2 separate regions of the Mus musculus genome follow, and region 2 is linked to region 1. A link is a loop called in an ENCODE intact Hi-C map of the cell type or tissue named here. Cell type or tissue: left cerebral cortex. All regions are shown on one strand. Each heading gives the region's core, and the rest is flanking DNA. Links, peaks and the distances in the headings are about the cores only. Region 1 overlaps Cntn4 (contactin 4). Region 2 overlaps Cntn4 (contactin 4).

Region 1 (5,393 bases), core at 151-5,150:
AAGATCAGCTTCCAATTGCATACTACTTTCTCCATGTATCATTAACTACAGTCATTAATTTTCCCCAGTGTCTTTAGGGCATTGACTCCAAAGTCCTTTCAGATAGCAATGTCTCTCAATGCACATATACATGAAAAATAGAAGGACAAGCAAGGGAAATATTCCTGAAGACATGATTGTTTAGTCTTCATAACTCCAAAATACTTGGTTAGTAGAGTTTCTGGTGCAGAGCAGCCTCATCTAATACCAGAACTTTATCATAATATAAGTTGGAGAATTATCTTCCTTATGAGGCAGGTGTTCGCATTCACATCTCTCTCCTCTTCTGCCCTCTCCGTTCTTCATTTGTCCTTTGGAAGCTCTTTTGTTTTTGCTGCTGTGACATTTTAAACTTATAAATATAAGCTGAAAATACTTATTAGTTTCCTCCAGTGTTACATGACCTAAGATGACTTCAACCCCAGTTATAAATTGCACACTACAGGACTCACCAAGAACTGCTGTGTCATTGGCTCTATTTTGTACCTGTCCTGGCAGACTCAGTGGGAAACAAGAGCTGAGTTGGCAAGAGAGGATTATTTATCCTCCCACACTGGGAAGCAGGATGGGAAGTAAAAAGTTTTAACATTCTAGCATTATTTCTTTTCAAGCTTTCATACAAGAAATCCTTTATTCTGGTTGCCTATCCTCTCTCTATAGCATATTATTACCACCAAATATTTACTTACATTTTAAATTATTTGTTTTGGGTTTTGCTGTGTTATCTCTAATAAGCTCTTTAAATTTTTAAATTTTATTTTCAATAACAATATATTTAAATATATTTTAAAATAATATATATTGTATTTTTGTGTATATATATATATGTACATATGTATTTGAATGTCATAGTGTGTAACTAGAGGTCAGAGGATACATGGGAATCTACTCTCTTATTTCCCTGTGAAGATCCTGAGTATTGATCTCAGGTTATCAGCCGAGGCAGAAAGTGCCTTTACTAGCCTAACTGTCTTACTTACCCACATCAAGCTCATTGAAACCAGAAATTTTTGTTTGTTGTTTTTTAGCAGTATATCTTCAGTAACTAAGGCAGTGACTAATATCATAATGAATAAAGTATGAATGTTACAGATAGTGAACAAATTCTTATTTCTCCTCATTGATAAAATTATAAGTGTATTCTCTCAAAATATGATAAATTGGCATCTTCATTATTTAAAGATGAAACCACTAGAGGAATTCTTACTTCAGAATTGTCCATTCTGTATTTTTGTCTCTTTTTATTAGATTTTTCTTTATTTACATTTCAAATGTTATCCCCTTTCCTAGTTTCCCCTCTGAAAATCGCCCATTCCCTTTTCCCTCCCCCCTGTTCCCCAACCCACCCACTCCTACTTCCTGGCCCTGGCATTCCCCTATACCAGGGCATAGGACCTTCACAGAACAAAGGGCCTCTCCTCCCATTGATGACCATCCTCTGCTACATATATAGCTAGGGTCATGAGTCCCATCATGTGTTTTCTTTGATTGGTGGTTTAGTCCCAGGGAGTACTGGTTAGTTCATATTGTGGTTCCTCCTATGGGGCTGCAAACCCCTTCAGCTCCTTGGGTACTTTCTCTAGCTCCTTCATGCTGTGCTCCGTCCAATGGATAACTGTGAGCATCCATTTCTGTATTTGCCAGGCACTGGCAGAGCTAGAGAGATGGCTCAGTTATTAAAGGCTAGGCTCACAACCCTTCTGTATTTTCTACATGCACAAACCAAGAATATTCTGTTGAGAGGAATGTACTCTACTGACCAAGATGTGAGTCAGTTACCTGGCAAATGGGGCTTCAATAAGCATGGATTTATCAACCGTGAAGTCAGTCTTAGCATTCATAAACTCCTTCATCCCTCTACCCCATAGATAACATATATATGCAATTTATATAAGCAATCTATTATATACAAAAAATACACACACACACACACACACATACATGTGGAAGCCAAACATTGACATCCGATATCTTCCTTCAATTATTTGTACATTACTTTTTGAGACAGAATCTCTCACTGATTATGGAACTCACCATTTAGATTAGACTGACTGAAAAAAAGGACTCTAAATATGTATATGTTTCTATTTTCCTCATGCCAGGATTACAAATGTGTCCTGCTTTCTCTTGGCTTTCCCATGGGCACTGGGGATCTGAAGTCAGATTCTCATGTTTCATGCCAAACACTTTATCCACTTAGCTTTCTCTATAATCCCACTCCGATGCGTCTCTCAGTCACACCCCCAGAATTTTCTGCCCTAGTTCATATAATCTTGTCTCACATGCCTTTGTGGAAGTGTTGCTTTGTCTAAATGTTTAAGTGCATGTTTTGGTCATTTCTTTGGACTTCGATTTTATGACGAACCCCATGTAAACCCCATGTACATACAATTAATAAATTTTATGTCTCAGTTATTCAGCAGATATTGTATAAATTGGATCTCCAGATTCAGCCAAATAACCCACATGAGGACTAAATAGTATGAAGAGATAATCTTAGATTTTCTTATTCTCTTGCCTTCCTTCCTTTCCTGCCTCTGTACTCGGCGTCATGTATCATAAGATATATTTAAGAGCTAGTAACCTGAAAGGTGTCATTTCTAATCTTTAGGAGGCCTATCACACTACAATTTTTCTGTGTGTTACGATCAGACTATGACTTACTCTAAGTTATTCCATACTGGATAAAATTAGTTTCCAGGCCATGTGTTGCCCTGGGAGACAATTTCACAAGCAGCTTTTGATCCCATATTGAAGGACTGTGACTATGTCTCTTGGTCAGACTTACAAATGACACCAGCTGTCAAATACCACCTATCCAGAATAGATCTATGTTATAAGAGTAAATATTAATAATTAAGATCAGACTAAAAGGTCCTGCATTCATTCACATTGGCCAGATTGTGTAGGTGAGACCACTGGATATTGTAAGTTATTGTTACTCAGTAAAAATTCTGACATTGTGCAAAAGCATAAACATATTTATCTGTTTCTAGCATAGCAAGCTCCTGGCATCCAGATTCCTCCTTATGAAAATGAGAGCGTGAAACAGCACCCTTAGCAAAATCAAAATACTCAGTGAATAAACACAGAGCTTGCATGGAGAGTTGATGATGGTTTTATTTTCAAAACTGTAATTAAATGAGATAAAAATATATGGTTAAAGTTTCTGAAACATTTTAAATTCAACATACATAACAGCTGCTCCTCATCTGAGAGATTTCCTTCTGTACAAATCCTTGTTTTTCCTGTCCTTCAGTGTTCTTCAACCAGTGCACAGCAGATAAGTGCCTACTGTCCCAAGAAACTTATTATAGTTGCTTATTCTCACAGCCTTGATTTGCCTAAAATAACTCTAAGGCCACATATGTCCAGCTACTTAGGAACATGAATTCAAGTATGACTAGCATATTTTTCATAAGTCAGCAATCACCATTTTATTGTTTCTATGTCCTAAAACTGAGTATGTTACATGGAAATTTCTGTTTATTTTGGAAGCAAAGCTTCTTGGCCAAGCTGAAAGACTTCCAGAAACTGACAACTTCTGCCTCTGCACTTCAGCACTGGGCACCACAGCTGCTTGAAGGGGGAGGGGGGCCTACTTCTAAGGATGGAACTTAGAGAAAGTTAAGTTACATGAACCAATGTGTTTCTAGTTTTACTTCTGAGCAGGAAGCCAGAGCCTACCACTCCCACCGAAGGCCTCTGGCGTACTTCCATTAACTGCAAAGCAAATTTGACCCTGAATGCATAGCCCAGGCTTGTATCTCCGGCAGAGTTACAACTGAAAAGTCACAGAAGGAGCACGGTTGGGATAAAGGGATTCATTTCACTTTAAAGAGATGCTTTTCTATGAGCTGTTGTGTGGCTGGTAGATTGGTAGACTCTCTGGTTTGATCATGATCTGTGACTCTTGCATCTCCATTTATAATAGACTCCCAAGGATTTTCGTATAGGTTACTGACTTTGTCATAGTCTCTTGACACGTGACTTTTCACCCTTTTCTTCAGATAATAATCATTCTAGTGTTCCTTTGGTCTAGTGTCTCATTTGCTTTTAAGGTGGCCTTTTCATCTAGGAGACAGGACCAATGGATTGCAACTTGCAGGTTATAGTTTTCACTGGGGAAAAGAAAAGGTTATGAAGTGAATATCCAAATGAAGATTTATGTTTCTTTCTATAAAGGCTGTAATGAGCCTAACTTTGTGTACCATAGAATTCTTACACTAGACAAAGAACATATAAATGTATGGTATATCACTGACTAGTGTATAGAAACTGTGAATGCATTAGGTCCCCTCAAATCCCTGGTGTGAGTCTGTGTTCTGGTCCTGTCAGCATTTGTTTGATAGGAGGGATGGATGAAAGTAATGGTATTTCTTTTGCAAAGCAGTGTTACTATTTCATGTGCTAAGTGTCCCCTACTCCTAGTAGTTCGGTGTCAGATAGTTTTTTTGTTTTAATTTGTTTTATTCATTTGTTATTAAATACTTTCTTTATTTGCATTTCAAATGCTATCCCCTTACCTACTTTCCTCTCTGAAAGTCCCCTATACCCTCCTCTATCCCAACTCCCCAAACCAACCAATCCCACTTCCTGGCCCTGGCATTCCCCTGTACTGGGGCATAGAATCTTCCCCAAACCAAGGGCCTCTCCTCCCATTGATGGCCAACTTGGCAGATAGTTTTATGCATTGAATTGGAAGACTTGATAAAGATTGAGTGGATAGTGATCCTGATGATTAATATGAAGAAGTAATCTAGAAAAGATATGGTAGGTTAACTGGAGTCAAGATCCTCTTTAGATCAGCAGGAAAAGGTCTTTTGAGAAAGTTAAATCTGACTTAGACTCCAAAGAATAACCATGTGTCATGAGTGACTGTCCTTCAAGCCAACCAAAGCTTCTTAGGGAGTTCTGATCCATTCCCCTTCTAGAAGATTATCACTACTGAGATGATCAATTATTTACAACCTAACATAGAGAAGCATAATAGGGCAAGCAACTTTCTTCTGAGTATCTGCTGCTCCCTACCATCTGGCAATTCTTCATTGGAATGGAGGAGCAGCTATATGGAGGCTGGGAAGCCCTCATTACTGCTAGATAAGACAATACAGATGCTGCCAACTGGAGGAGAAGTGGCCACACCCCTGTATGTTACCAGCTCACATAGGTGAGAATGCCCAACAAAACTTACTGGTTCCTCACAGTGAAATTTGAAGGAACTGTGCCTTGGTTTGCTATTGGGTCTTAGCAGAAGGGGTCACCTTGCTTTACATTTCTTCCAGGGAAGAATTTTAGCAACACTGTGATATGCTCAAATTGGAAGACCACATCAAATAAAGACATTGGCATAC
Region 2 (5,393 bases), core at 98-5,097, 71 kb after region 1:
ACCTATATGATATATACATATTATATATTATATATACATAATATATATTATATATAAGATATACAACATATATAACTTATATGTGTGTGTAATTGAAATTTAATAGACAAATATGATGGAATTGTAGTTCAGAGTTTACAGTTATTTTCTACATTGTTTTGACCTGCTGTGAAAATAATATAAGTTTTTATTTGTCAATATGTGCCTATTGCTTAGGTATCGAAAAAGGAAACGATTTTAATTAGGAAAAGTAAATCTGAGTTAGTACAAGTACTAGTACATTGGTCTGTTGATGAATATTAGCCCCTAATGCTGGTCATTAATAACAATGAGCCCAGTGTATTATACACTTCCTGTACAGGTCTCAAAGATTAGTCCCAAATTTTTCATAAAAAGTAACAGATGACTGACTGTAAAACACATATTAGAAAAATAATAGAATTTGATGATAACCCAAATGGCTAGTTCCTATATCTTCAGTCATTACCCTCCACTGTCCCCGAAATCACTCATGACCAAAAAAAAAAAAAAATCAGCATAGAAAGATCATTTGAGAAATAAGGAAGTCCATAAGAATGTTGATGCATGTCCCTCACATGACTTCATATGAGCTTAAAGAGTACTTGTCTAGTGTGGCCTTTTGTCTATCTTCCTTGAAACTGACTAGAGATTGGCTTGCACATATTTTGTTTTGCTCAATAGAACCAAGACAATTGATTTGCAAAAGTAATTCAGCCTGGTTCTGTTTGATGTGCCTGTGTTTTACACACTTATAGTTAAATATTTTTAACTGTTTTCCCCAATTAGACTTCTACGTGGAAAAATACCACAGAATAGGTAACAACAAATATAACTGTATTGGTTTTCAAATTCTTTTCTCTCTTTAATCCTTGTATTTATTTACATGTTAGGAAAGTAAATATCTACATATATGTCTTTATGTGAGATTTACTCTTTTGAATGCCTATACTCTATCATAAAGTTAAAATATTGAAAGTGATTGTCTCTGGCTTTCTCCTTGTAGGTTATTGAATTGCAAATTGTCAACCAAAAACCCCTGAATTTATGATCAATACTAAATGAATTCAGTAGGGTGTGTGTGTGTGTAAAACAATAATAATTGAAGAGGAAGAAATCATTAATTTGAAAAGGAGTGGGCAGAATGGGAAATGTTAGAGAGGAAGAAGGGAAGCTGGAAATGCTGGAAATATAATAATCTTATATGAAATTGTTATGAAAAATAACAATTACACTTTTAAAAAAATACTGAAAGTATATATTTATGTTCTCAAAATGTAAGTAAAGTTCCTAACCATGTTTTCCTAATTCTTCACCTTTCCCCCCAATTTAATCTGTGAAAGCATTGATCAGGCTCAGTTTGAAGCGTTTAATGTTCTTACCTTAAATCATGCTTTAACCTCATAGACCAAAGACCGGATGATGGTGATCTCAGCATCTCCTCTGTTCAAAAAAATAAAAACCCCAGAGTGGACAAAAAAGCAATGTGCTGAACATATGAAGGGAGAAGTGACAGAATTGTAGCATACAGTAACGTATCTACCTCTAGTCAATGTGAGATTGTGGGCTCATTTCTCTGGCCCTAGATTTCTTCATTGTATGAATGAGAAATCTATATTAAATTATGTCAAAGACTCTTTCTTGTTATTTAGACGAGTGTAGGAACAGCTTTTCAACTTTCTTCAGTCTTGGAATTTTCAAAGATCAGGTCATATAAAACGCTACTCTACCGAGAAGACAAATGTTCTTCATCGGGTCAGAAGAACCCAATGTCTCTAAAATGCAAACCTTAGAAAACGGCAAAGTCTGCTCATCGTCTGTACACAGGGGCTATGGTATGAGTACCCATCTCTATCAACATTAAAGTTTCTAGTACCACAAAAGAACACAGCCTATCCCATAGGTCCAAATTTAAACAAAAGCATTTTTTAAAGAAAAAAAGGAGACATTCTCTTGGATATTTATTGTTCTTTTATAATGTTTCCTCCATTATGATCTTGCTAAAGCACACAGCAAGTGTTCCTAATGTTTCTCCAACCTGCATCAAAGTCTCATGGGGGCCCTAGCAACCACTATTTGTCTTTATGAGTAAATCAGCTTTATTTATGGGCCACTTAATTAACCTAGAGGTCGTAAGTTTTAAAAAGACATTAGAGTATTTCCTTTAGTGTGTACTTGACCTACTTAGAGACTTTTACTGATATTCCAGCATTTAGGCAACAAGCTATGCCGCCCATTTAAATATAATTTTGTATTATTTAAGTACTTCTCCCCTAAATTCTTTGCTTTATTTAAGTCTCACTTTTAATTGCAACTTTGGTGCAGCTTTGTCACAGCAATCGTGTCTTGTTTTTAATTTTCTAACAACATCACAGTTGAGGATCTGTGGGCGTAAAACATGTTTGATGAGAACATCTAAATGACTAAAGGATGTGAGACATTTTTCTAAGCTGTCTTTGCTAATCTGATTTAATAGAGTTTAATGGCTGTGGATATTCTGAAGGTTTGACAAGCTTAGGAACTTGGCAGTCAGCTTCAGACCTCTATTTCAGCCACTTCCATTTCAGGTCTATGGGGGCCAAAGGTCTTGGATGGTCATTTGGCTACTCAGATAGAAAGCATCTGCTTAGTGTTCATGGTGGCCAGTATACTAGGAAGTCAAAAGACCCAGTTTTCAGCCCATTGAAACATAACCTTAGGGAACTCCAGACTAACAAATGCTCTAGTTATATTGTTCATTGGAATTATAAAACTGAATTCTCAACAAAAGAATAACAGATGGAGAAACTAGGGATAAAATAAAGTACTAGAGGTGTACTGCCTAGAAATGTTGGCTTGAGCCAATGGCTTTATTTTTTACTTATGTTCTTATTGGGCTGGGGATATATAGATTAGAGAACTCACAGGAGTCCCTTCTTTTACTTCATCCTGTCAGTCCAATGATTCAACTCAGTCAGGTTTGGCAGCAAGCCCTTTTTACAAGCTGTGCCATCTTGTTGGCCCCAAACTTTTAATCATGTATTGAACCACTAAATACTGAATGAGTAAACCCTTTGTAAGCTTGCCAGTAAGAATGTGGACATTTCTCTGTACTCAGAAATGATATAGTTAAGATGTCTAGTTGAAGTGTGAAACAAGAGTGAGGCTCTATTTCATGATTCACATTCAGTGATATTCCAATGTCACAGAATGGAATTATGTATAGATTGACAGCTTGCATTTGAGGGATGCTTGCACAGTCTTGATAATCATCTTTTAGGAAGACTTGGACAACCTAAAATGAGAAAAGAGTCCCCAGAAGAAGACACTCAGTGCTGCCAAACTCTTCAGGCAAGCCCTGCTTGTAGCCTGTTTAGATAGATAAAATTAAAATTTTCTGCATAAATAAGTTGGCTATTCTAGGATAATTTCTAGATTTTTCTATCATTCCTACTGTATTCTAAACAGTGTTTTGTTTTTGACCATGCTATCTAATTTGTTATTGCTTGTTAAAGAGTGCTTTTACTCTTAAAAGTTAGTTTTTTCATATTTGCTAAACTATTTGAATCCTCTTGTTCTAATAGTCTATTGATTACATTGTTCTTTCAAATATCACTATTGTCCATTTTTCTCAATGTTTAGGGTCAGCCCATTATAGCTTCTGGGCCCACCACCTGTTTTTACTATTAAAGTTTTATTAGCACACACTCACCTGCCCATTGATAGACATTTCTCTATAGCTGTTTCCAAACTACATTGAGAAAGTTTAGACTTTCTGTCAACAAAATCCAAATGAATCCTGTGCTCTCTGACCTTTCTTTAAAAAGTCTTGCTGACTTACGTGACTGTGATGCAATCATTAAATATGAAAAGACTATCAACAGCACCTCTACAGGTTTAAATTAGGGTTAGTATATGCAGAGAGAGAATTTACTAAACGCAATATGAAGATTTTAGTATTTATGAGTATCTTTAAAAGAGACAATATTAGCTTTGCATAGCCTATAATCAATTTCACATACTGGACACAGCAAGTTACTTCATGCATTCAGGTAACCAGACACTCTTCTGGCAAAGCAGGAATCCATGCTTACTCAGTCTTTGTATGTACTGAGACAGCCTTCTAAAAATGTTCTTTCTCCATCTGAACTGTTGAAAAAGGAAGAAAGGAGGTATAGATGTTACTTAAGACAATGCATTTATTTTCATTTTCTTATTGATTTTTGAAACCATTCCAAAATCCTAATAGTAAGACATGATATTCTTCCTTAGCTCTCTCAAGCAGTGAGGAGATAGTTTTGTTTAGACACTCAATATAGTATGAATTATTCTGTTGGTTTGGGGGTAGTGACACTTGAGATATTGTGGTGGTTAGTTTTTATCAACTTGACCCAAGCCAGAGTTACCTGGGAAAAAATGACGTCAGCTAAAATACTGACTCCATCAGATTGGCCCATGGGCATTGAGGAGGGGTATTTTCTGGACTAATGATTGATGTGGGAGGGGCCTAGACCACTGTGGATCATGCCTCCCCTGGGCAGGTCATTTGGCATTGTATAAGAAAGCAGGCTGAACAAGCCAGTAAGCAGTGTTCCTCATGGTTCCTGCCTCTGTTTCTGCTTGAGGGACTGCCCTGACTTCTCTCAATAGTAGACTGTGATGAGAATTTATTCTGTTTTGTTTTTCTTTTTGTTTTTGTTTTTGTTTTTGCTTTTTTGTAAGCCAAATAAAGCTGTTGCTGTCCAAGTCACTTTTGATTTTAGGTTTTAAATCAGCAACAGAAAGAAACCAGGACCGATCCTCAGACACTACATAAGATTTTCCTTCATACCAGTACAGGGGAACGCCAGGGCCAAAAAGGGGGAGTGGGTGGGTAGGGGAGTGGGGGTGGGTGGGTATGGGGGACTTTTGGTATAGCATTGGAAATGTAAATGAGCTAAATGCCTAATAAAAAATGGAAAAAAAAAGAAAGTATAAAAGCATGGGTTTTTTTAAAGGCCACAATGGCACACTTAGCCATGGGAATTTGTACTGAATAATCAGATATTTCCAAATATTTTTCAGTTAATGGAATGCATACCATGTGACTTGTTTTTCAAGAAAGTCAATGTGAGAACATTTTCCAAAATAATTTTGGCAATTATTTTTTTTCAGTAGAAAATCCCACTCAGTGGAAGTTAGTAAATGCTCGTTCCATCTGTGGTTTAATTTAGCAAGCACAGATCCCAGCTAAGGCTGGCGTTGGCAAAAAATCTTTAGGCACACAGTTTTGCAAACTGGCTTCCTTCTGCCAGCACAGTGCTCTGCAAATTGTACTTAAACAAGAGCAGCATGTGGTATGCTTCACTTTCATATTCTGTAAATTGTGATCTAGTTCCTTAAATCCTATCGTCTTA

Evidence for each region. Hi-C counts contacts between places; a loop is a spot of excess contacts. Peaks named below come from ENCODE experiments on the same cell type or tissue, not always from the same donor. Only the 100,000 strongest peaks of a DNase experiment are listed, where the experiment ranks them.
Region 2: it touches region 1 in a loop (2.5-fold over the local background); 2 of 42 quality-filtered maps call a loop at or near these places.

The regions. Positions count from the first base shown.
Region 1 is chr6:106,423,169-106,428,561 of GRCm38, forward strand. All of the region lies in intron 7 of Cntn4 (contactin 4), which reads left to right. Among named protein-coding and RNA genes, the nearest start is that of Il5ra, 320 kb to the right of the region's middle. In left cerebral cortex, for the core only: no CTCF peak of the experiment used is centred there; DNase peaks (open chromatin) are centred at 2,227, 2,834, 3,113, 3,357 and 1 more place; H3K27ac peaks cover 1,984 bases.
Region 2 is chr6:106,494,116-106,499,508 of GRCm38, forward strand. The region is part of intron 9 of Cntn4 (contactin 4); the gene reads left to right. Among named protein-coding and RNA genes, the nearest start is that of Il5ra, 250 kb to the right of the region's middle. In left cerebral cortex, for the core only: no CTCF peak of the experiment used is centred there; DNase peaks (open chromatin) are centred at 2,406 and 3,020; H3K27ac peaks cover 1,137 bases.